Regions from separate parts of the Mus musculus genome. Here all the other regions are linked to region 1. A link is a loop called in an ENCODE intact Hi-C map of the cell type or tissue named here. Cell type or tissue: left cerebral cortex. All regions are shown on one strand. Region 1 overlaps Gsk3b (glycogen synthase kinase 3 beta). Region 2 overlaps Fstl1 (follistatin-like 1). Region 3 holds the start of Gsk3b (glycogen synthase kinase 3 beta). Region 4 overlaps Gpr156 (G protein-coupled receptor 156). Region 5 overlaps Fstl1 (follistatin-like 1).

The links. A loop is a pair of places that touch in the nucleus more often than their neighbours do. Peaks named below come from ENCODE experiments on the same cell type or tissue, not always from the same donor. Only the 100,000 strongest peaks of a DNase experiment are listed, where the experiment ranks them.
Region 2: it touches region 1 in a loop (2.7-fold over the local background); 7 of 42 quality-filtered maps call a loop at or near these places.
Region 3: it touches region 1 in a loop (5-fold over the local background); 16 of 42 quality-filtered maps call a loop at or near these places.
Region 4: it touches region 1 in a loop (6-fold over the local background); 20 of 42 quality-filtered maps call a loop at or near these places.
Region 5: a loop joins it to region 1, with 2.7 times the contacts of the local background. A loop is called at or near these places in 7 of 42 quality-filtered maps.

The regions. Positions count from the first base shown.
Region 1 is chr16:38,194,376-38,199,375 of GRCm38, forward strand. The region is part of intron 7 of Gsk3b (glycogen synthase kinase 3 beta); the gene reads left to right. Among named protein-coding and RNA genes, the nearest start is that of Gm25617, 39 kb to the left of the region's middle. In left cerebral cortex, a CTCF peak has its summit at 3,105 (motif pointing left); DNase peaks (open chromatin) are centred at 2,180 and 3,104.
Region 2 is chr16:37,822,260-37,827,259 of GRCm38, forward strand. It overlaps Fstl1 (follistatin-like 1), which reads left to right. Exons shown (of 11, transcript NM_008047.5): 6 at 342-472; 7 at 4,467-4,585. It overlaps Gm41452 (a long non-coding RNA gene), which reads right to left. Exons shown (of 4, transcript XR_876063.2): 4 at 2,090-2,509. Among named protein-coding and RNA genes, the nearest start is that of Gm41452, 25 kb to the right of the region's middle. In left cerebral cortex, a CTCF peak has its summit at 2,725; DNase peaks (open chromatin) are centred at 1,842, 2,450 and 2,954; H3K27ac peaks cover 418 bases.
Region 3 is chr16:38,086,051-38,091,050 of GRCm38, forward strand. It overlaps Gsk3b (glycogen synthase kinase 3 beta), which reads left to right and starts at 2,951. Exons shown (of 11, transcript NM_019827.7): 1 at 2,951-4,563. The coding sequence starts at 4,476. BC031361 (cDNA sequence BC031361) reads right to left here and starts at 3,210. Exons shown (of 1, transcript NR_033221.1): 1 at 1-3,210. In left cerebral cortex, a CTCF peak has its summit at 1,632; DNase peaks (open chromatin) are centred at 1,349, 3,039, 3,953 and 4,585; H3K4me3 peaks cover 3,851 bases; H3K27ac peaks cover 3,488 bases.
Region 4 is chr16:37,973,142-37,978,141 of GRCm38, forward strand. All of the region lies in intron 3 of Gpr156 (G protein-coupled receptor 156), which reads left to right. Gm36225 (a long non-coding RNA gene) reads right to left here. Exons shown (of 5, transcript XR_876064.2): 5 at 3,848-4,225. Among named protein-coding and RNA genes, the nearest start is that of Gm36225, 13 kb to the right of the region's middle. In left cerebral cortex, a CTCF peak has its summit at 1,987 (motif pointing right); DNase peaks (open chromatin) are centred at 903, 1,547 and 2,022; H3K4me3 peaks cover 304 bases; H3K27ac peaks cover 1,457 bases.
Region 5 is chr16:37,810,206-37,815,205 of GRCm38, forward strand. All of the region lies in intron 2 of Fstl1 (follistatin-like 1), which reads left to right. Among named protein-coding and RNA genes, the nearest start is that of Fstl1, 36 kb to the left of the region's middle. In left cerebral cortex, CTCF peaks have their summits at 2,431 and 4,317; DNase peaks (open chromatin) are centred at 1,959, 2,413 and 4,279; H3K4me3 peaks cover 390 bases; H3K27ac peaks cover 3,475 bases.

The DNA of each region.
Region 1 (5,000 bases):
ATAGAGGATAAAAAAGGAGAAAGGGGTTGTAGGTCATTTAACAAGCTGTGCTACAGAGCAGGTTGGGGAGGGGGGAAACATTGGCTTCCTTTTTTAAAGATTTATTTTTATTGTATGGATTCCTTTCCTTTCCTTCTTTCTCTCTCTCTCTCCCCCCCCCCCTCTTTTTGGCCTGTATGTGCATTTGTGTATTACATGTGTTCATAGTGCTCTCCAAGGCTAGTAGAGAGTGTTGGATCGTTTGGATTCTCAGACTGGAAGGATTACAGATCATTGTAAGCCGCTGCCACATGGGTTCTGGGAATCAAACGTCTGGGAAAACAGTCTGTGCTAAGACACCTTTCCAGCCACGTGATCAGATTATTTTAAGATCTGTGTCATAATTTAACATTGCTTTTCCTTTTAATATCAGGAAAAATAGGGATTTAAAGCTACTGGGTCCAAATATAGTTGAAGAGGTCATCTTCCCTAACTCTCTGGAATTGGGTTTCACAGCTGAGACCACTGTGGTCACCTCTTTTTGTTGTTGTTGTTGTGTTGGAAAACAGGGTTTTCCATGTAGCCCTGGTTATCTTGGAACTCACTCTATAGACAATGCTGGCCTTGCACTTTCAGGCTGAACTCTTAACTTTGTCAACAATACTGCTTTCTTCTTACTGATTAGAAACAAGTGGTAGAAATCATGTAAGGACAAAGCAATCTTGGAGAAGGGCTTTTTCAAATGTACAAAGTACTCTTCAGTATTTATGAGACCCTTTGTACTTTTTAAATATATGTGTGTGATACATACAAGAGAAACATGAAAGAAGTCCTAGTTCCAGTATTACGCTAGGATTATTGAACTGGTGTTCAGTTCTTAGAAGAAATAAGAACTAGGCATTAGATACAGAGACCTCCTGTGTATCTCAAAGGGAGTGATACATTTTTGTTATCATTCTCTCATATATTACATCCCAACTTCAGCTTCCCCTCCCTCTTCTCATCCCAATCTCTCCCTCTCCCCACTCCCATCAACTCCTCAGAACTTCTGAACAGAGCAGGCCTCCCATGGGTATCAACCAAACACCTATCAGGTTGTAATAAGACTGGGCACATTCCTTAATTAAGCTGGAAGAGGCAACCCAGTAGGAGGAAAAGGATCCCCAACCAGTCAGAAGAGTCAGAGACAGCCCTGCTCCTACTGCTCCCTGGAGTCCCACAAGAAGACCAAGGTACACACAACCATATGCAGGGGACCTAGGTCAGACCCATTCAGGTTCCCTCTCCATAGCCCCAGTTAGTCCAGGTTAGTTGATTCTGTGAGTTTTCTTTGGTGTCCTTAACCCCTCTGGTTCCTACTTTTAAAATTGCAGAAACAGAAATAGTATTCATTTGGGGGTTTGTTTACCCCAAGATTTTCAGACATTGCCCTTTCTTGAATATTCTGCTTAGGCTGAGATTCACCTGGAATTTTTTTAATGTTTTGTTTCTGCAAATATATAGCAGATGAATGGTTTTACTTTGGTGCTCATATGGTTTTTTTTATATAATCACAGAATAGTTACCTTTTTATGGAAGGACAGAACTTGTTTCCAAGTTTATGAAGCAAAGGCTGATAGCTAAAAACAGTTCTAATAAAGAATAGATTAGAAGGCTTCCACTTCCTAGTTTCAAAACTAATCATGCAGTTACAGTAAGTAAGAGAATGTAGAACTTGCATGCGTATAGAAATGGAATATAATTGAGAGCCAAGAAATAAATCTTTACATTTATGGCCAATTGATTTTTTTTTTGACATGTATTCTAAGAGAATTCACTGTGAGAAAACCGTAATTACAGGCAGTAGTACTTAGACTACTGGGTATGTATGTTCAGAAGAATAAAGTTGGAATCTATCTTTCTTATTACACTTTTGTGGAGGAGAGAACATTTATACAATCCATGGAACTGTGAATTAGCACAGACAGTATGGAAAAATATTTGAAGGTTCCTTAGAAGACAAATGTTTAATTATAGCATGATCAAGTCCCCTCCTGCACGAGTATCTATCCCGAATACTTGAGAGTGTGAAAGCTGCGCCCTCGGATAGTCATTGCAGCATTGTTTGTCGTAGCCAAGATGTGAATGACACCAGCCTGTGTCATCGTTCAAGAAACAGATGGTGATGTCATCATCATTGAATAAATGGATGGCGATATGCTTTATTTCAGCTTGCAGTTCTCAGGCCACACTCCATCACTGAGGGAAGTCAGGGCTGAAACTCAAGGCAGCATCCTAGAGGCAGGGACTGAAGTGGAGGCCATGGAGATGTGCTGCTTACTGGATTGTGCTCATGGCTTGCTCAGCCTGCTTTCTTATGGCACACAGGATCACCAGCCCAGTGGTACCACCACCCACAGTGACATGGGTCCTCCCATTTCAATCTTCAGCCATGGAAAATGCACTTTAGACTTCTCTACAGGCTAGTCTTATGGAGGTATTGTTTTTAATTGAGAGTCCCTCTTCCCAAATGACACTATCTTATGTCATGTTGACATAGAACTAGCCAGCACACCCCTTATCCTTTTAGAAAGTCTTTCAGGGTATACACCCTTGTAGCTGCGTGTATTGAGTTAGTGAAGGATTTTATCTTGGGATTGGGCCTGGAATGTAGAAGTTGTTGAACTGAAGGAGCTCAAAGGTAGGTTTAGAGGAAACAAGCGAGACCAAGGAGTGGGCTGTGTCATCTCTGGTAACTGAGCAGTGTGAGCAGTGTGCAGACGCTGGGTTTCTGTTGCAGTGCTATCTGGAAAGGCTTCTTCTTAAGAATCTAACCCTTGAACTGAGTCTTCACCATGGAAACACATAAACTATTTAAAGAGGAAGGTAATGCTTAGCAGTTTACCTGAAGACAGGCCTGTTTTAAATACAGCTTGTGGTTGTGAATGCAGGGCTGATAGATTGAGTGTACCAGGAACGAGGAACCTAGAGCTGTGGGCAGTAGGTGCATACTATATTCTAGGGAGTTAGAAAGCCACTGCAGGATTTTGAGCAGAGGAGTACCAGTTCTAATATAGTTTCTTTACTACACAGCAGCTTAAACAAAACGGCTACACCTGCAGCTCCTTCTTTGAAGTTTGGTGCCCTCTGGTGTTGAGCCATAAAAAAGCAACTAATCCCTTCTGAGTATTGTAGTTGTAATGCATTGCATGCATTGTATCCTATTGTAGTTGTTTTGTCTGTTGTCCTTGTGATGTAGTGTAGTCCTTGTTCAGTCGGTTTTAGACAGCCATAGAGGGCGAAGCTCAGGAGACCTCAACCCTAGCTTAAGAGCTACAGGCAACTAAGGAATGCTGAGAGCAGGAGAGATAGCTTTCTCAGGGAAGAGCATACTTAATTGATATCCAGTCCAAATGGTTATCTCTGACAATGTGTAATACAAGTAACATCGTTCTGACTGAGTGCTCTTGTGTGCTCCGCCCCCCCAACACCTGTCCCTGTCTATGTGTGAAAGGTTAAAGCAAAGCCATGAAATTTGAAAGGGTGGGGGAAGTGGTAAGGTTTGGAGGGGGAAAAGGGAACGGGAGAATGATATAACTATCTCAAAAAATAAGAAAATTGGTTTTTTTTTTTTTTAAAAAAAAACCTATGCAAGAAACACCCTTTTCAGAGCTTTTTATAGATACTTTCTGTGGTGTTTGTTTATTTATTTATTTACTTCAGGATGTCAGTTTGGCATCTGTTTTGATGTTTTCCATGTGGGGTCAATTTGTTACTCGTGGGTGAAAAAATATTGTAAGAAATGTAGACAATGCCAGATCTAGCTGAAACGATTTTGTTTAAGGGATGAACAAACATCCCAAAGGGATGTAGCAGATAGATCCCTGATTTTCCATTCATCCTGCCCATCTCTACAGTATAGAATGATGGGCAGAAGAAAAGATACTTTCTGCATAGATGGACAGATCATAAACTCTGTTACAATAGAAGTGTGATTCCACCTCTGAGTGATAAGTATTATTTCTCCTTCCTCTTTTACTACGTGAATATTCTAGTTTCCTTTCTGTTGCTGTGATTTCAAAACAAAACAAAAAATACGCTGACCGAAAGCTCCTCAGGGGAAAAGAATTTATTTGGCTTACACTTCCAGGTCGCAGTCTGCCATTGAGGAAAGTCAGAGCAGAAACTTGGTGACAAGCCTGTTTACTCCATTCTCACACAGCATTACCTCTGACCAGGAAGCTCATTCATAGCTAAAGATGTACAGCAGAAACTTGGAAGGATGCTGCTTGGCGGCTTACTGGCAGATCCGTGCTAAGCTGGCTCTCTTACACAGCCCAGGACCTGCCTGCCCAGCAAGTGGTGCCTCCACATTGGGCTGGGCTTTCCTGGATCAGTCAACGAACAGTCCCATATAATACCCCATAGTCCAGTCTCATCCCGGCTGTTCCTCAGTTGAGACTCCTTTCTCAGGTGACTTGAGGCTGTGTCAGGTTGGCAATTAAGAGCTCACTAGGACATTGCACTGCCGTGCTTAGAGAAAAGTGCATAGAGCAAAGTGACGAGTTCACGTTGTTGAGGGACTTCATTTATACGGAATTCATAAGTAAGTATTCTTTTTTGTGAATAGGTATCTTTCATCAAAGTTTCTTGGAGATTAAAATAATCCTATTTCTTAAAATCCAACTGAACTTCATTCTGTTTCTGAAGTGATACGGTCCTTATTAAATATGCTATCCATAAAATGAAAAAAATTAAGCTGTCCAATTTTAAAACATTAGCTGTGTTAAATCAGGTAAAATGCTCTCTAAACCTATTAAAAATTAATGTGACAACTAGGCCTTTCAAAGTTGAGCTGTAGTGGTTATTAAAATGTCTTTTCCTTGTGGTGTTGGCTTTGCTCTGTTGTCATGGGGTCTCCCTAGGTTTTAGACTTTTAGCTTGACCTTTGTTCACTGAGCAGCCCTTATTTCTATCAGCATACTGTTTTCTACCTTAGCTGCCAGTGTGAATAGAGTTTGCTTCTGTCCCATCTGCCTGCC
Region 2 (5,000 bases), 370 kb before region 1:
ACTGAGACTATTTAACACAGTTTCTCATGCTGCGGTGACCCTCAACCGTAACATTATTTTTGTTGCTACTTCATAACTGTAACTTTGCTACTGTTATGAATCGTAATGTAAGTACCTGCTATGCAACCTAGTCTTTATATATGTTTTACCCGGGGGAGCATCACTCCTGGGGTAGACACATTTCTGTACTCTGGTGCAATAGCCCTGCCTCCCTGGATGCTTTAAAGACTGAACAGGGTGGCACATGCAGAACTGAATGGCACGAGGCTCTGTGCAGGGGGTGCTGATGACCCCAGGGTTCACCTCCTCCTACTCGCCTCACATTCCTCTCCTCCCTGCAGTTGTCTGCTATCAAGCTAACCGCGATGAGCTCCGACGGCGCCTCATCCAGTGGCTGGAAGCTGAGATCATTCCAGATGGCTGGTTCTCTAAAGGCAGTAACTACAGTGAGATCCTAGACAAGTACTTTAAGGTAAGCAGAGCTGAAGCCAACCGTGTTCAGTACCAAGGGAAAGGAGGGCGCCATCTTCTCCTTGCATGACTCCCAGAAGACACAGGGCTCCTTAGAGTCCCTGAGTGTGTCCTCTCCACCAGTTATGTTACAGAGCTGTGAAAGGTGCCCTGTGACCTGTTTGACCAGTGGGTTGGCAGCAGTTGACCTTTAGGATCCAACATGAATGTGTTCTTCTTTCCCTTAAAACCACCAACATATCAAGGAGCTACCGTGGGAAATGTGGTCAGGCGCTCTCCTGCCCAGTGTAACACTTCAAATGCTGGTACAGAGCACCTTTTGCTATACCAGACCCACTTCATCCTTCCTGCCCAGCTTGCCATTTCTCCACATCACTAACTTGGCCATTTGTAGCTTCTTCATCTGAGAAGAAGCCAGGAATACGTGGGACTAGAGATATTCCAAATCCTCACCATGTGGCTGTCTACCATATTACCATGTCTACCGTAGAAGAGGCAGTTCCACTGGAGGCCCAGACAGATACTGATTTTGAAGGAGGAAGAGTGAGGAACTTATGTTTGGTAGGGGTTAAGTGCACCAACCATTGGAAGAAACAGTTAAAGGCACTCTGCTAGTTAGTTGACAAGAACACAAACACACACCTACAGTATTTCCAACACAGAGACACTCCCTGTACTCAGCCACACATTCAAGTACTGCATGCACACAGAAGCACCAAGCCCCTGCATTTTCCAGATGTACATAATGAGGTCAGTGTTTCAGGTACCCACTCCAGTGCCTGTGCACAAAGCCTGCTGTCCCAACCACTAGCCAGCCAGAATTTAGAGTAGCTCCACACATCCAGGGGACTTGGAAGTTCTTGTGCTCCCCTCCCCCAAGTATGTTTCATTCCAGCCTAGTCTATGGGTTCCTTAGCTGGCATTATGGATACCCACAGATAAAGAGATGCTGGTTTGGATTGAAATAAATATTTGATCATTTAAGGCAATGGTTCTCAACCTTCCTAATGCACGACCCTTTAATTCAGTTTCTTGTGTTGTAGTGACCCCAACCATAAAATTATTTTCATTCCTACTTCAGAGCTATAATTTTGCTACTGTTATGAATTGTCATGTAAATTTCTATATTTACTGGAGGTCTTAGGCAGCCCCCAAAGGGGTCATAACCCATAGATTGAAAACGACTGATTTAAGGCATCTCCTATATTATTGGATAGACATTTTTTTCTACTGTGACACAGATTTAAACTCTGGATTCCTAGTTTTTGATATTACACTGGAGAGAAAGCATAGCTCTTCCCACTCTCTGCGTGCAGTCTCTTGGCCATTGCCAAAGCACTGAAGACATTGGCAGGTCTACAGAAAACCGCATCACTTCACTGAGCACGGGAGTCAGATGGGGGTAGAAGCAATGTAATGAAGATAACTTGGGGCTGGTCGGCTGCCAAGTCTAATGACCTGCACTCAGTTCTCAGGAGCCACATGGTGAAAAAGGAAAACCAACTCTTACAAATTGTCCTTTGACCGTCACATACATGTTATATCATGACACCCTCACTCACACATACACACATATGCATACATACATATAAACATAAACAATAAATAAATGTAATTTTATTTTTTTAAAGAAAATTATTTTTCCTGAAGCCAAATGAGTAATATCTGCATAGCTTATTGTAAGTAGTCACTCTATCCTGTCCTTACAACATGAAGCTGTTGGGCACATGACACTATTTCCAAGGGGCCACATGGGATCTGATAACCATTTGTAGATGACACCTTGGCCTCAGGCACTTCTGATACCTGCTATTAAATCTGATTGCCAAGTACCCGGGCCTCAGGGCCACCCAATACATCTCCATGTCCCCAAGCAGAAACACTCTTGGAGGCTCCTAGCAGCATCTCAGCATGGCCGCTTGGGAAAGCAGCTTTTCTCTGGAGTACTGTACTGAGAAAGCGTGCTCACAGCTTACAGACACAAGCTCCTCTTTCAAGACATCTGAGGGAGATGCCATCCTGCCAGGTCCACAGCTGCCTGTAGGTGAGAGAGAGAATATCTCAGAGCCTAGTTCTTCATCCCAGCTGGCTTTCCTCACACCAGATAGTTGAATAGCAAATCTAATCAATATGTGAGTAAGGCCCAAACTGCCTTTCTCCTGCAGACACCATTTCTTTGATGAACACAGAACAGAATCAAAAGGGAAAGCCTTACATCCCCATGCTATTCACACCCTGTGGCACTAGATGGGAGACTCTCGGAGCCTGGCACTGAAACTGGAGCCAGCCTTCCTACCTCCCGACCCCTAACACCATACACCCCATCGCCTCAGCTGCTTCGTGTGGGTGGGTGCCGGGCTCAACCCACCTCTTCTGAACACTAAATGAACATACGAGGATGGCTCTCAAGCATGGGTCTCAAAATACTCATCTTCCTTCCTTTCTATAGTCACAGAACCAAAAACGGAAATGTTACTGTCTCAGAAATAGAGCTACAGATATGGGCATGCAAACGTATCGGGTCTTTGCATCTGGTTAGTTGAGTGAATTCTGCTGGATTCTGGCCAGGCACTGAAATGCCTCGCAGTTTAATGCTATTTCTAGGCAGGTATCAGATTTATGAGATGAGGCTGCCAAGAGCTGGGATGGCCCCTTAGTTCTAGGCCTGCGCTCTGCTTCCCTGATAGTTGAAGGGTGTGCACAAAGCACTGGCTTTTAAGAGCCTGCTATACTGTAAGTACCAGGTCCAGAGCACCCAGTCCATGGCTGTGCGGCCACTGGTGAAGTTCTAGGTCCAGATAGCCCAGCCAACAGCTACGAAGCCACTGCAGGGCCATTGCTTTCTCTTCACTCACTCTTGTCCCCAGACAGATGACAGGGTTTGTTCTAGCTGTCCTCGGGAAAGTTCTCTGGTCCTCTGAATGTTCCCGGATCACGCTGGTTGAATTGCACATCCTTAATTAATCAAAACCCCACAAGTGAATTCTTGTGAGATTTCCTCAGGGCAAGCATACAGTGAGTGCATAAAGCACACCTGAGACGTGGCCCTGAGAATCCGGACAAGAGTGAGAAGCAGGTTCTAAGCAAAGGCTTAATGGGTGTTTCATGGATTCCCCTCACTATATACGCCATGGAAATTTTACAACACGTGACCCGTGGCAGCCATGAGAGGAGAAAAAAAAATGGCTATGTTTTGCCCTTACCTTCTTCCAGACTCTCTTCCATGGTATAAGGAACCAACTTGAAAGCAACATGGAAATGCTGATCATTATCCAGCACAGCCTTCAGAAAGCGTGGGGAAGGAAGGGGTACTGCTGGACCTAGTTAGAAATTTGATCTAAACCTTCGGATTGATGCTTCCTCTTGTTGCTAGGACGTAGGCATCTTGAAAAGTTGCCAATGGCTGCTGTCTTGGTTTAGCATCTTGCTTTAGAGGGATTAATGCTTGACCTCACCACTCCCTGTTCAGTTGTGTTCTTGGGGTATCGACAGGTCATCTGCCTGCACAGTATGGCCTGAGATCCTGTACACACATCTGCACTGGGGCCCCAGCGTAGGGTATAGGGGCAAGGAGGCTGGTCTTAAAATAGAAAGATAGACTTCTGTGAGTCCCCTGGGCTTCACCTCCTAGATTCTAAGTTACTGCTTATAATGCCATACCTTGCTATGTGTTCATAAGGGTGTGAGACAGTGACTTTACCAATCGTCTGAAGCCGGGTCTATAGGACAGTGTCAGGGACTGGGTCAGACATCTGTTCAGGCTGCCCTCCTGAGCAGGATCCATACTGAAAGAACCCCTCTCCCATGGCCTCTGTCCAGGCACTTACACTTGCTCATCTTGGGGGTTCCTAGTGATCTGAGCCATTACTACTGTGGGCTAGGATAGCGTTGGAGTGTGTTAAGAGTAAGATGAACTGAGGGGTCAGGCCAGAGGGTGCACCAATAAAACTGTGGCTGTCTAAGCACTGCTGAGAGGCCTCGTCATCTCTCTCTAGAGCTTTGATAATGGCGACTCTCACCTGGACTCCAGTGAATTCCTGAAATTCGTGGAGCAGAATGAAACAGCCATCAACATCACCACTTATGCAGATCAGGAGAACAACAAACTGCTCAGGTGAGGAGTGGGTGATTGGGCCTACGGTCTCCAGGGAAGATTGCCTGAGAAGGGGGTGGGATTTGAACCCCTTCTACCAACAGTGGTACTGCCAGGGCCAATGTGAAAGAAACAGAAAAGTGAGGTTTCTGTCCCAATCTATTCTGTGAACATTACAAAAATGGAATATCGAGCCACATTGATATCTGATCAAGCAGTTACTGTTTGGGGTCAGAACTCGCAAGGATAAAAGAATGTAATTTCAGAATAAATTATCAAGGTCATGTCATACCTACATTGCTTCTGGGTGTTCTGTTGTTGACCTTCTGAAGGAACTGCTAATGTGTTCTCTAGTTGTTCTGCTCCTGGTGTTTACGACGATCCAAGCTGTTCCATGTAGATTTCCCTAATTGTTATGAGTGTATGTCCTTCTTAG
Region 3 (5,000 bases), 110 kb before region 1:
AGGTTAGGCAGCAGGTACTTTTGCCTGACAGGCCACTCTGCCAGCTCTCAAACAGCCAATTGTATATTCTCGGGCCTGGAGAGATAGCTCAGTGGTTAAGAACACTGGCTGTTCTTTCATAGGATCCAGGTTCAATTCCAGCATCCCCATGACAGCTTACAACTGTCAGCAACTACAGTTCCAGAGGATCTGATGCCTCTGTAGGTACCAAACATAGATATACATACAGAAGAAACACCCTATAGCCATTCAATTAAAACAATATAAATAAAAGTAGGTATTCTAGGATTGGGGATATGTCTCAGTGGTTAAAGTGTGAGGACCAGGGTCTAGATTTCTAGAACCCACATAAAAGCTGGGGTGCTTACCACTCCAAAATTGGGGGACAGAGACAGGTAGATTCTTAGAGCTCACTGGCCAATCAGTCTAGCCAAACGGGGGAACTCTTGGGTGAGTAAGCTATCTGCCTTTTACTATTATTGTGTGACTGGTATGTGCCATGATGTACAGACGTGGAGGCCAGAAGACAAGTTAATGGATTTGGCCCTCTCCTTGGCCTTTAGGTGCATTCTGCAGACTGAATTTAGGTAGTCAGGCTTCTACAGCTAGCACTTTAGCAGAATCTGGGGGATGTGGGGACTGTACCAAGAGAGAATTGTGGAGTAGAGGCAAAGAACAAGGGATGTGAACCCCGGTTCTGCTGCCTTAACTTTGTGGGTCTTGCAAAAATGAGTTAACTTTCAAGGCGCACTAATACTTTTCCCAGTAGTCCTCACCATGTAGGAAGGCAAAATGAGAGGTTTTCAAAGTCAGAAAACCAGTACTGACTGTTAAGTTTCAGTATGTCTGTGGGGTCCATATGGCCGACCCCCACCTGAAACTCATGTAGATCAGGCTGGTCTTGAACTCAGTGATTCATCTGCCTCTGCAGTACTGGGATTAAAAGAGTGTGTGCCCCACCACACCTGGCTGGCTGTTCTGTGTTTTATTAAATAAACTTTTCCTTCTCCAAGTCCTATTTGTGGACTGAAATATGTATTTTTTTCCTATGAAAAGATTTTTTTCAATTGAGTTAAAAATATCTGAAGGCAACAAAAAAGTTACTAATCAAAACCCTAAGGTAGGCTATTTTTGAACTAGTTTTATATACAAGAATAGCCACGTTGCCAGTTTCTGCAAACTAAACCCTTGTTATTTACCTTCCTGCTGGTATAATTAGGTAGGGAGGATTTAAAGTTCTGCACCACAGCAGTTTAGGAACAGTGGCAAAGGTCTTTCATAATAGCATGGAGAGGCACCATTCAAATGACAAAGTTGCCAAGCAAGGCGGCTGCTTTTAAGATTCTTTACCCTCCCCCATGGCATCGGGCTACCTTATAGACGATTTTAATTGTGAAGAACAAGAGTCTCTTCTGCACTTGAGGCATAAAGTCTCCGATAAGGAATGAGATTACAAATTGGCTGCCTGTCGGGCACATTTTCCTGGGATTTTTTACTTTGTTGGTCTACGTGGTTTCGGCATATCGGTTGCCAACACGTCAGATTTAGAGATCACACATAAAACTTCAACGTTATGGTTTTGGTAATTAAAAAAAAAAAAAAAGGAGAATACGATTATTTTAATGGTGGACCCCCTTAAGGGCATGGATGGAACTCCCGTTTCCACATCATCTAACATTCCTATTGTCTTCCACCAGGCCGGTGTCATTCGCTTTATTTGCCAGGCCTCTACAGACATCTGAGTCTGCAAACACTATCCAGACCTTTACTGGCTCCCTTCAAAGCTTACTTTGTTCTGTCCCAAGTCCCTCATCAGATTTTAAAGCAATAGCTAAGCAATCTGATCAAGTACGTGTACTTTTACATGTGCTTTCTGGAGATAGCATCTCAACAGAAAGAGATGACTATGCGGGTGGGTATTACAAGTATCACGGGATTACAGTCAGGATTGCCAGTGTCCACTCTAACTTACTCTAGTCGTAGTAGCCACGCCACACAGCTCTCGGATGGACCAAGGCAATGGTCTCCTTTGTAGAACAATGGACGCTGGACTACATGTGAAACCTACTTAGGCAGCAGTGTGCTGATCATCCAATAACACTAAAAACTGCTGCGAGCAATTCTGACTTGAGCTTCCTCCTAGGATTCGAGGTACTGTCCTGACCACATTTCCCCTCACCTGTTTTCGGGGCTGCTTTTGCGCTGGACAGTCGCGCCCATGGACCGCGCTCATCTAGCATGAGCTCATCTCTCGGGGGCGTTTCCAGAAGGCCTGGTCTGGCCTTGTGCGCCTGCTGCAAAGGGCTCCCCCCCCCCCCCCCACGAGATCAGCGGCCCCCCGCGATGGGCGGGCGCGGCTGCCCAGAGGCTCTCCTTCTCTGGAAGCTTTGTTCCCATTTAAGCGCTAGAGGGTTCGGCCCCGGCCACGGCGCCCTACGTCTTTCAGAGAATAGACGTTCTCATAGGCTCAGCACGCGCGGTGGGGAGCCTCGGGCGCACTTGGTAAGCCGCGCCCCGCGGAGCTCCCGGGAATGGGGACGGCCTCACGCCCCACTAGAGCGCTCGGGGCCCGACCCTCCGACCGCAGCATTGTCGGACCGGGCTGCACAGCCAGCACGAGCGTCGGCTCGGAAAGCAGATGCAGGCCGACCACTCATCCCGTCCGCCCGCTTAGGGACCACCCGAGGCCAATCCCACTGCAGCTAGGTCTTGCGATTGCACAGCAGTGAGCGCCTATTGGCCGCCGCCACGGGCTCCTGCACCCTCCTTCTCCCTTTCGAAGCTCCCCTCCCCCCGCGCTCCAGCTCGACGCTGCAGACCAATGAGATGGCACTTTATAGGTGCCCTCCCTCCGCTTTCTTCTTCTCCCCGCCTCAAAGAGGGAGGGGAGGCTCTGACTGGCCCGATGTCCTCGGAAGCCCCCTTCCCTTCACCAATCACCGAGAAAGGTACACGCCCAGCGGAGTTGTCCAGCCAATGAGGAAACGGGCGCGGCGCCCAGCCGTGCAGTTCCTCCCGCGACTCGGGAGTTTCGCCGTCCTTAACTCTTGAGGCTTTTCCCTGAGGGCCAACAGCTCTGATTGGCCACTGTCGCTATTGTCGACTCTTCTCTCTAGCCAGCCACAGGACAAGGAGAACCCTCTTCCCTTCTGTTCGGCTACCTTCGGCATTCCTCGTTGCTGGGGCGTGGTCTCCCAGCGGCGTCTCCTCATTGGTTATCCAGGTCGCTCGGCTTTTTCCGGCAGGAGCTGCAAGCAAGCGACGTCTCTGATTGGTTCCGGCTTGGGTTTCGGCTCTACAGCCGAAGCTGGCGGGCGCGGGCTCGGCGAGCGATTCCCAGACGCCTGTAACGCGGGCGGCGGGGCGCTGGGCGGTGTAAGGGCTGGGTGGGGGAGGAAGGAGGCGGAGGACGAGTAGGAAGGGGGAGGGGGAGTGGGGAAGGGCTAGGCGGCTGCGCAGACGGCGCGCCTCGCACAGAGCAGCCCCCGACCCGGCCGAATGCGGGCTTGTGTCGCCGCCGTCGCCGCCGCCTGGGCCGAGTGACAAAGGAAGGAAGGCAGCAAGGAGGAGCCGGCCTTGCAGCCGCTGACAGGGCTTCGGGCTCCGGGCACAGCGCGGACACTTCCCGAGCAGCCGCTGAGCAAAGGCGAGGGGCGGAGGCCGGCCGTGCCGGGGCCACGGACGGGGGAGGGGACCCCGAGGGACGGAAGCGGTTGCCTGGTTCCCATGTCCCCGGCGTATGGGGAGCAGTCAGGGAGCCGCTGCCTGGGGTCTGAAGGGAGCTGCCTCCGCCGCCGCTGCCGCCATGGCCGCTGGATCCAGCCACCGCCTGCAGCTGCTCCTGGCGCAATGAGGAGAGGAGCCGCCGCCACCGCCCGCCGCTGACTCGCGACTGCGCTGCCCTCCGGTTCACCCGGCCGCCGCCGCCGTCAGACCGCCGGATCCCGCTGCTGCCGGAGCCGCAGCGTTTGCCGTCGCATCTCCGAGCCATCTCCTCCCTCCTTCCCATCCCCCTTCTCTTCAAGCGTGAGGCTCGTGATCCTTCCGCCGCTTCCCTTCTTCATTGACTCGGAAAAAAATCCCCGAGGAAAAATATAATACTCAGAGTACTTATTTTCAATCAAGTATTTGCCCTCGTTCACGTGATATATATATATTTTTAAGGATTCCACTCCACCCTTTTTCTCCTCTTCCAGGAAAGGGAGGTGAAAGAATTGTATTTTTCTCCCAGCTCTAAATCATCTATGTGTTAAATATCCGTACCGATCTGTCTTGAAGAAATACATAGCTCCTTTTTTTTTTCCTTCTTCTTAAATAGCTATACAAAAGGAGTGAAAAGCCAAGAGAACGAAGTCTTTCTTTCTCTTTCTTGCGGGAGAACTTAATGCTGCATTTATCATTAACCTAGCACCCTAACATAAAACAAAAGGAAGAAAAGGATTAAGGAAGGAAAAGGTGATTCAAGAAGAGCCATCATGTCGGGGCGACCGAGAACCACCTCCTTTGCGGAGAGCTGCAAGCCAGTGCAGCAGCCTTCAGCTTTTGGTAGCATGAAAGTTAGCAGTGAGTATCGATTTTATTTTACACCCTTCCTCCACCTTACCATTTAGATAAGAAACCTCGAAATACCAGGATCTTACACTAACAGACCTGATAGAACAGTCAGTGGTCGTGGAAAAGGGCAAAACCAGCCTTGAGTCAAGAAGAGGCAGGCTCCTTTTCCTCCTCCCATTCCCGTACCCCCTCCCCCCGCCTCATTAACCTTGGATTGAGAGAATATTAGTTTTATTTGCCTGATTGGATTTGAAACTTCTTTTCTTACGTTCTCCGTGCTGCTGGTAGTCTTTTCAAGTGCTCCAGTGCCTCCGGGTTAAGCGATGGAAGAAGCGTTCGCTTGCCCATCCCTTTGAATAAAGAAGAGGAGGACAAGGCTTGATTAATAAACCATGATGTACATTTGCCGAGTCCTTGTCTTCTGGAATGAGGGAGTTTATCTTAGT
Region 4 (5,000 bases), 220 kb before region 1:
TGAAATATGAAATATGGGCCATGGAGATAGCTCAGCAGGTAACGACACTTGTCACTAAGCTGGATGCTCTGAGATCTCACGTGACAGGAGGGCAGAGTCAGCTCCTGTGAGTTGTTCTCTGAACCCTCCATGTGTGACATGGTACACAGATGCCAACGCACACACAAAGAAATGTAATTTTTAAAAATTTAAATCTATATATTCTCGTGTGTGTGTGTGTGTGTGTGTGCGTGCGTGCATGGTGTGTAAGTATGCCTGTGTGCATGTGTGTGTGTGTCTGTCTGTCTGTCTGTGTCTGTGTGCGCGTGCACGGTGTACAAGTGTGCCTGCATACACGTGTATGTGAGTCCATTCGTGTGTGTGTGTGTGTGTGTGTGTGTGTGTGTGTGTGACTGTGTGTGTGTGTGAGACTGTGTGTGTGTGTGTGTGTGTGTGTGTGTTAAATTGCCCTGGATAGAGAGAAAAGAACTGTTAGTGTTGAATTACATTTTTATTCTATTTTACAAGAGGAATAAGAAAGGAATCTTTGTAGTGAAAATGTTGAAACCCGGGGAAGAGGTAGCCTCACGAGCTGAGGGCAGAGGTTCTGTCCCATCTGCTTTGCCATTCCCACTTCTTAATGCTTTGATAGGTTCCTATTCAGGAATTAATGTTTGACACAAAAATGGCCATGAATGAGAGGAGCTGCCAGGAAAGCACAGGACACTGAGACCATCGGCTAAAGGAGAATCTGGGGCCAGGACGTTTGGCAAGTTTTCTTTTGTGCTTAATAACTAAAGCTTATATTTGGATGATCGGTTGATTGGGCTATAAAATCCACCACATCTCTGGAATCCAGGTCAGTCTGTTCTTACTGGCTAAGGAAGTGAGGCAGAAATGCACGTGACTGGCTTGCTGATAAGCCTGCAGCAGGGGAAAGACGCAGTGGCTCAAATGATTTGAAAAGGAAGGAGCTGGAAGGCGTCTTGGGTCTCATCGGATTTGACTACTGCTAATCGTTTGGTTTATTCTGTAGCCCTGTCCTTCCGGGTCCTTTATAGCTTCAGTGACTGTAGGTCCAAAATGACAGGCTGGTGGGTGGAAATTTTCCCCTCTCCAGATTAAAATAAATCTGTGCAAGCACTGAGGACTACAGAAAAGCAGTTGAGCTGAGAGAGGCCAGGCCCACCCAGCACTCGAGGCTTTAAGGATATAAAAGAAGTTATTACTTCCCCTGTCCAGCTGCAAACAGCTGGACGGTCCAGGATGAGCAGGTTTTCTGAAGCCAGGGAGAGTGATGTGTGCTGTTCACTTCTGTCACTAACAGCCACTGAAAGTTAGGAAGCTGTGTGGTCAAAGATGAGGTCTACCTCACAGAGCTGAGCCTCATGACCTGGGAGGTGTGTTAGACAAAAGCATTTCCTAGGAGAATTCCCCTGGAAGGATTCCGCCAATGGAAAAGAGCTTTTGGAGTAGCCTGATCTCATTGGAGACAAGTGAACATACGTGTGCACATGCATATGTGAATGAATACTCCCACAGACCCTTCGGTTTCCTAGAAACAGAGGCTGAGAGCGCACAGAGCTTCACAAATACCCTGTTAGGATCTCTCGTTTATTTTCAGGCTTCCTTCATCGCTATGCTGAGAGGAAAGCCCAGGAGAGCCTCACCCACACGAGACTCCTCAGTGAGGACTCAGCTTGGTCAACACCCATAGCCTGCAGAAACGCATTGCACATAGAGACCCCAAAATAACTGGTCTTTCTGTGTGCAGTAACATCAGGGAAGCCTCAGCCATTCCAGAGAAGTCCAGAAAGACACCCAGAAGCCACTTCTGTTACCCAGCAGACCTCCTTGTCTAACGCATGGACATTAAGCCAGTTCATGACACCCTCTGATCTCTAGCACTTTGGTGATCACCGGCAGGGGCTTATAGTCGCCTTAGAGAAGGAAGTTCCAGGACAGATGCTGGGAGAGCAGCTGAGAGGCTATTGCAAGGAAGACTTTGATCAGTTGGTGGCAGCAGAGGTAGAGAAGAAGCAGCTGAGTTCTGGTTGTATTTCAAGAATAGAACCAATGAGGTTTCACAACAGATTGGATGTGGGAAGGAAGGAAGAGTCAACAATGACGCCAAGGTTTTGGGTCCAAGCAAACGGAGATGGAGGGTGGAGAAACAGCTTTCAGGAGAAGACAAGGAGTTAAAGTTTTAATGGACTGTGGTTTAAAATTAAAAAGATCAGATGTGGTGGTACACACCTTTAATTCCAGCTCTGGTCAAGCAGAGGTATGTGAATCTCTGTGAGTTCAATTCCAGCCTGGAACGCATAGCAAGTTCAAGAATAGTCAGGGATACACAGTGAGTCCCTACCTCAAGTTGGAGAGAAAAGAACATATATATGTTTAAGGTTCCTGGAAGTGGATCTATTCCAAACGACAAGACACAGGATTCAGAGACCCTGAGGCGAAGTAGGATGAAATCATTGTGACTAAAGGATTTTAAGCTTGGGATGTTGAAAGGTCATTGATCTCTCTGGGTGGTCCTCGAAGGAGGCTTGAGTGGGATAAAGACGCAGGGCAGTGCACAGTTGAAGCACAAATGGTCGCACTAGTATTAGTTTGAGGTGTGCAGAATTCGGATCATTTAACTCGAACATTAGAAACGGGCAAAACAGCAAACGGATCAGACCTGTGGCACCATGACCATGCAATGTGATAAAGTTGGACTTTTGCACGACATAGGTTTATAATCCCATTATAACAAAGATCAAAAGCGGCGGACTGAAGGAGAAATTCAACAAGTTCTCCACGTCGGAATCTTTATTGTTGCACAGCAGAGCTGTGAATGACCCTGTATTTGTTTTTAGGTGTATCAAAGCTCAGTGGCAGGGCTGGAGAGATAGCTCAGTGATCAAGACCACGGACTACTCCCGGCCATTCCAGAAGCTCCAAGTTCAATTCCTAGTGAGCACATGGTTCACAGCCATCTGTCACTCCTGCTCCAGGGAATCTAACATCTGCTTCTGCCTTCTGAGGGCATCAGGCAGGCAACTGGTGCACAGACATGCATGCAGACCAAACACCCACACAGGTTAAATGAAACAGAACAAAACTACTCCATGCTAGCTAGCATTCACATCAACTCAACAGGGATCTTACAAGGCATGCCCCATGACGCTATAAGGGAAGTTTCCTTCTAGTGTAGCTGTAGGATATCAGGATGTACCCTCCCCTGCTCCCCAACCTTGAACCATGCTTCCAAATTCAGTAACTCCAAGTCCCCTTAGCTCAGAGGCCCACGTGAGAGTTGGAGGCTGTCACAGGCGTCGGAGTCCTGGAGTGACCATGCAGGATTAAACAAGTTCTGAGGATGTTTATTTACATGAACTGAGTCTTTACTGGACTCAAACAAATTGAAAAAGTAAATTGAGAAAAGCCCTTGCCTCCCATTTCCAGGCAATAATGAAGAGGAAGATAAAAGTGAGATCATTACATAATCCTTTTAAAAGGAGAGATTGTTACATAATCTTTATTTAAAAAAAAAAAAAAAGTCACCCAGTCTAGACTTTTAACTCTTCATACTTGGAACACAAGTCTTATCACTATAATTATTTAAATCTCCTGGCTTTGTGAAAACTAATTAGTGTTTGTGGGTGAATGAAAACTATACAGTTTTGTAGAATTCACCATTTAGTTCAGTAGAAAAGTAAGATGACTTGGTGGTTGAATGCCTCCCAACAGGGCAAAGACAGTCCCCAGACAAGCCATTCACCTGCTGGATCGGAGCTGATTGGCGTCAAAGTGCCTGCCCAGGTGTTCAATCAGCCAAACAAAGCGGGCTCATCATCTCCCATTCAGTTTTTATGGCGATATTGTCAGTAAAACTTCTCAAGAAAAATACCAAAAAATACACATCTGGGTCCATAGCATATTTAATGTGAACAGTGGGTTTGCACCAGTGCTTGCCTTGTGAACACTAGAAAAATGTCTGTTTTTTTTCAATAATCACTAAACTGGGCTCCTCTTCACTAAGTCAGAAAAGGGAAGAATTCCAAATCAGGATTCGTGCAATACTGGATCATGCAAACAGGATGGAGTTGTGGTGTCCAAATCAAGTAGATGCAGTGAAGAGCAGAGCCGCAGACCTACCCGTCAGCCATGTAGCCAGAGAAGATGTGTGTCTATGAAGCCCTGGCCAGTGCGCTGTCAAGAAGGGGACATCAGATAGTCAAGGCTTCTGTGTAGGAGTCTGTGAGAGGCAAATGGAAAAGGGCCTCAAGTTCTGGTATGCAGAAGCTAACCCTACTGGTGATGCCACAGAGAAAGTCTCATTTACCTCGCCTTTTGGTTAAATGATTCATATCCTGAACCTATGCTGGTGCCCAGAGTTTGTCTGAGAGCCCAGTTAGCCACACTCCCCTCTAGTCTTCTGCTGCCCGCTAACTTTGGTTTGCTCTCCTCCTGGGAAAGATGCTGCCTTCGTCCCTTGCTTTGGACCTCTGCGTCCTCTTTTCAGTCAAACAAGGAAAGAAAAGGAATTTTTATGTCTAATAAATGGTGTATGTGAAGACTCCCAGCCTCTTTCCTGATAGCAGCTTCCCTTACAGCTCAACTCTGCAAGCTCCACCCTGTCCCAGCTCCAGTGTACCTGCACTGACATGACACTTACATACGCTGACTTGTCCCTTATCAGCCCTAAAGTTCACTGCCACCCTTCTCTGGTGTCACCTGGGTGTCCGTGGTTATATAAGCAAGAGGTACAAGAGTTTGGGTTCAAAAATAAAAATAAATAAAAGCCAGTGGGGCTGGAGAGATGGCTCAGCAGTAAGAGCACTTGCTGCTCCTGCAGAGGACCGGGGCTCAGTTTCCAGCACATTGTCAGCTCACATGTCTGTAGCTCCAGTTTTAAGGAATCCAACACCTTCTTTCATCCTCCACGGGCTCTAGGTGCACATGTGATACACATGTGGGCAAAACATTCATATACATAAAATGCTTGTCTTTCTTTTTGTAAATTAGCCATG
Region 5 (5,000 bases), 380 kb before region 1:
ATTTGACAGCTGGAGGCTAGGGCCAGGGTACAATGAATGTCATCTTGGGGCAATCATTATGTTAGGATCTCAGATCTGGAAGGGCTTAATGTCAAGCTCCTTTGAGAGAGAGAGAGAGAGAGAGAGAGAGAGAGAGAGAGAGAGAGAGAGAGAGAGAACAAGAAAAATAGCCCACCAAGATTGCCAAGCAGTGCTTAAAAGCATTTGGTGTCCTTCCAGAGGACCAGAGTTCGGTTCCCAGAACCCACATGTGCTGGCTCATGACCACCTGTAACTCAAGCTCCAGGAGACCCAGTACCCTCTTCTGGCATCCTTGGGCACCCACAGGTTATCCTCATACAGATGCACACACCACACACACATACACACACACACACATCAATTTTTAAAATAAGTTTAATTGATTTAAAAATTGCTATGCAATCACACAGCATCGTTAACATGCAAGAGCTGAAAGTTGTCAACTGGTAAAAGGCATTCATTGGCCCAGAAGAATTTGTAGTGTGAAATTAGCCATGAGACTAACTCTTCAAAGTCTAGCTTGTCATATGCATTCAGAAGACAACATGGAGACAAGTCAAAGGTGGAAGATCCTAGCTACAAGTTCCTAATGCTTTTCTATTGGAGGCTATGTTAGTTTATGTCGACTTGACACAAGCTGGAGAGGAGGGAACCTCATTTGAGAAAATGTCTCCAGAAGATCAGGCTGTCAGCAAATTTGCTTAATTAGTGGTTGATGGGGGAGGCCCCAGCCCACTGTGGGTGGTGCCATCCCTGGGCTGGTGGTTCTGGGTTCTGTAAGAAAGCAGGCTGAGCAAGCCATGAGGAACAGGCCAATAAGCAGCACTCCTCCATGACCTCTGCCTCAGCTCCTGCCTTCAGGTTCCTGCCCTGCTTGAGTTCCTGGCCTGACCTTTGATGATGAACAGAGATGTAGAAGTGGAAGTCAAATGAACCCTTTCCTCTCCAAGTTGCATTTGGTCATGGTGTTACATCACAGCAATAGTAACCCTAACTAAAACAGCAGCAGAAAGCTTGTTGAGTTTCTATTTATTTATTTATTTATTTATTACTTGTTTATTTATTTATTTATTTATTTATTTATTTTAATTGTTGATGCTTGGGGGATTTTTGCTTTGTTTTGTAGTTTTGGGTTTGTTTGTTGTTGTTGTTGTTTTAGACAGTAATCTTGTTATGTAGCCCACAACAGCCTAACTCAATATCTTCATGCCTCAGTCTCTCACGGGCCACCATACAAGTGTTTTGTTGGCTTTTAAAGCTACATCTAGGTATTCATGCTTCAAGAACATAGCCGCAGCCGGGCATGGTGGCACATGCCTTTTAATCCCAGCACTCGGGAGGCAGAGGCAGGCGGATTTCTGAGTTCAAGGCCAGCCTGGTCTACAAAGTGAGTTCCAGGACAGCCAGGGCTATACAGAGAAACCCTGTCTCAAAAAACCAAAACCAAACCAAACCAAAACAAAACAAAAAGAACATAGCCCCTATTAATACTTCATCCATCGTGAGTACATTCAGGTCTATGTGTCTGTTCACACATTTGTAAGAATGGACATGCCTGAGACCTTGTATGGAGACTGTGCACAGGCCAATGTGGTTATCTTTCCCAAAAGTCATTATGACTGATGACAGTGTAAACAGTGTAAATAGTGAAAGAGCTGCACGCCATCCCTGTGCCAGGCCGTGCAGCTGGCCCCTCTGCCTGCAGCACCCTCTCTTGGCTTTACTTGAGAAGGGACTGTGGAGACTCAGGGACTAGGTCAACTTGTGTCCCTTTCGTGACTTGCCTGTCGCTGGTGCTTCCACGGAGCTTTTCTGAGTCCCAAATACTCCTCATTTGTTACATGCAACTGAAAATGCCAACACCTGAACAGGAATGGTGAGCACAGATGTCTGCAGAGGCGCGCACTGTTGTGGGTGCTGAGTTAGCATCAGTATGTCAGCCCGTGGCCTAAGGCCTTTGCAACCCCTGACTAGGTTACTACCTTAGACTTTCTGGCCAGAACCAGCCACTCCACAGAAGCCCACTTATGACTCTAAGGAACTTTCCAACAGCCTTAAGGAATGGCTCCAATACTTTGGCTTCTCAAAGATGTTGGGGTTTAATGGACAGCTTTGAATGGCACAAAGAAATGCTTCCCTAGAGGAAGTGCCCTTCATTTTTGACCTTGACGTCTGTAATCAAGCATACTCACTGTGAGGAGGTGACGGAATGGCTTTGAGCACCACAGAATAGACAGCCTTCCCACACTGGCAGATCCTTCTGCCTGTGTCCCTGGCGGGTCTACCCTCCTCTCCCTCACGCCTGTATTTCTCACTGAAAGGACAGAGCGGGGCTGCAGCAGCCAGGAAGGCTCTTCTGCAATGCGGCTCAGGGCTGTGTGAGACAAAGAGAGAGATTGCCACCTATTGACAGATATATCACCTGCAAAGAGACCGCTTATATAACCAGAGCCTCCTCCATCTCTGCTGTATGAAAGGCCCTCCAGGGGTTGCTGGGCCCTTTGCATTTTGCATCCTGTCAGTTCGGCACTGGCGTACCTTTCCACTGTCAATGAGACAGGGAAGAATGGGGACATGACAGTCCAAGGTGACAGTGACATCATTTCGCAGGGGAAACTGAAAATAAATCACCCCCTGTAGTGACAGTCGCTTCCTGTTACACAGCACATGGCGCGGCTCAGTTAATTCTCAAGACAATTCTAACCTTCAATGTTTTATGTCTGCACCCAAGGAAGGGGGTTGCAAGAGAATACTCGTGGCAGATAAAGAAGGGGGCTGGGTATGAGTGCTGCATATGGGATCTAAACGCCTTACACTTGCTATTGTAACATCCATATTCCCATTATAGTTTCCCTAACCTTAATGCATACGGATGTAAGAATCAACCAAACATAAAGGAATCATTTGCCTTTGGTTGGAGGAACATCCAACTCTATCGCTTTTTGTTACTGGGCCTCTCAAGTCAGCTTTCCTACCTGTAAAAGAGGGATAATATGACTCTGGAATTAGGAACATATAGAGCGCTTAAGTAGCACCAACCATAGTAGGTCACTTTGAGGGAAGCCAGGTGTTTACAAATGGATTCTTAGTTACCCGTGGGCTGAATAGAGGTTTCTCTCTCTCTCTCTCTCTCTCTCTCTCTCTCTTTTTAGTTTGGGGAACTTAGGCAAATTATTTGACCTTTTGGGGCCTCAAATTGCTCGTTTGTAAAATGGAGCTAATAATCATATGCATGCTCTTCTCAGGTTAGCCATGCAGTAAGGTGAAATGCTGTGTGTGAAAACATTCACGTTTTTAATTGCACTCTTCAAGTACTAGTTGTTAGGGTGAAAGAAAAAGGTGTTCTCCTCCAAACATAACGTCAGTGAGCTACCTGTGCAAATGACTTGGGTTGAATTCAGATTCCACATAATAGTGTTTATTAGGAATATTTACCACAGTAGGAGAGAAGAGGGGGTAGCTCATTGGGTAAAAACACTTGTAGCCAGGCCAGAGGGCCAGAGGTCAATCTCTGGAACTCACCCGATGGAAAGAGAACCCCCCCCACACACACACACACACCCAAAAAGCCATCCTCTGACCTCCACAAACTTGCCCTGACTGGTGTGCCCCTCCCACACACCAATAACTAAACAATAAACATGCACATGAGACAAGATGAGGCTCTGAACTCGGCAGGATCTTCTGCAAGCAGCCCTGTAAGGTGTCCCCTTGATCATGCTCGCCCCCTCCCCCACCCACCATTTTCTCCTGCCCCACAGACGAGGAGATGTGTAGTTTAAAGGATCAGAGGGACTAGTTAAGTACACACTGGGAACATTTGAGTTTTTCCTTGAATGCAGACATATGCCAAAGCTCACTGATTTGTGCATTTGTGTATCTTCAGCTCCTGTGATAGGCCCAGGGGTTAAAGTGTTCAGCTCAGGGAAGTTGAAGAGGCCACTGGAATTGTCTTTTATAACAATCAGCACTGTCTTTTTCTATTCCCTTCTGGCTCTGCTTTTTGCTCGGAGACACAGCTCCCACAAGAGGGAGAGCCCTGTCTGTCTGAAGAGTTTGCTCAATTTTATTCCCCCTCTCTGTTTAGGAAACAAAGATCTAAATCCATCCTCCACCCTTCTGGGAATTACTTCCTCTTTTCTTCACTGTCTGCCAGCTTTTTTGAATTCTCCTTAGCAACATTTTAAAAAAAAAAATTAGTTTAGCAACAGCATTTAAGCCAATGAGATCTGAGCATGCAAATGAGTTCTAGACCAATGAGAGCTCTGCATGGCAGGCAAGGGGGCTTATGGGAGACAAGAATAACCTGGAGTTTGCAGAGCAGCCTCCAAGTGGCAGCAGAGCAGCTATTATGGACCCATCACCTCTCAAGCCTCTACTTTGTTTCCGTGTGTGTGTGTGTGTGTGTGTGTGTGTGTGTGTGTGTGTGTGTGTGTGTGTGTGTGTGTCTGGTTCCCCCGTTTAAAACATTTACTGTTACAGTAAGCCTTGTAGGTATGAGTTCTTTAGATACACTGTAGGCAAGGGCTGGAAATGTGGACTTTGCTGTTACCCAAGTCATTCGTAGGCCTCTTCTGTCTTTGTTGTTTTGTAACCAGCTCCAGCCCAGTCGTCTAAGGCCTGGAAGCCTTGGGTGATTCAGCCAGCCCAGCCTGGCGGAACAGAGGCCCCGGGGGAATCCCTGTCTTTGTTTATCCACCACTACCACAGAGCTGGGGGGTGAATGTCGTGGGAGTAAAGGAATGTACCACCAACAAACTGGTCCTATCACAATCCACATGTGGCATACAGACCTTCCTCTCCCTGCAGTTCTGTAACATCTGTCTGAACAGGAAACCTGACCAGCAAGAAGCTTGGGGGCCATACTCTTTTTGGAGTGGGTTTGGTCCTCTTCATCTTGTAGCCTGGGTACACACAGAGAGTGGCTGGATATCATAGCATATCCACATGGTGACCATCCTTCGGTCCTTTCAGATGGT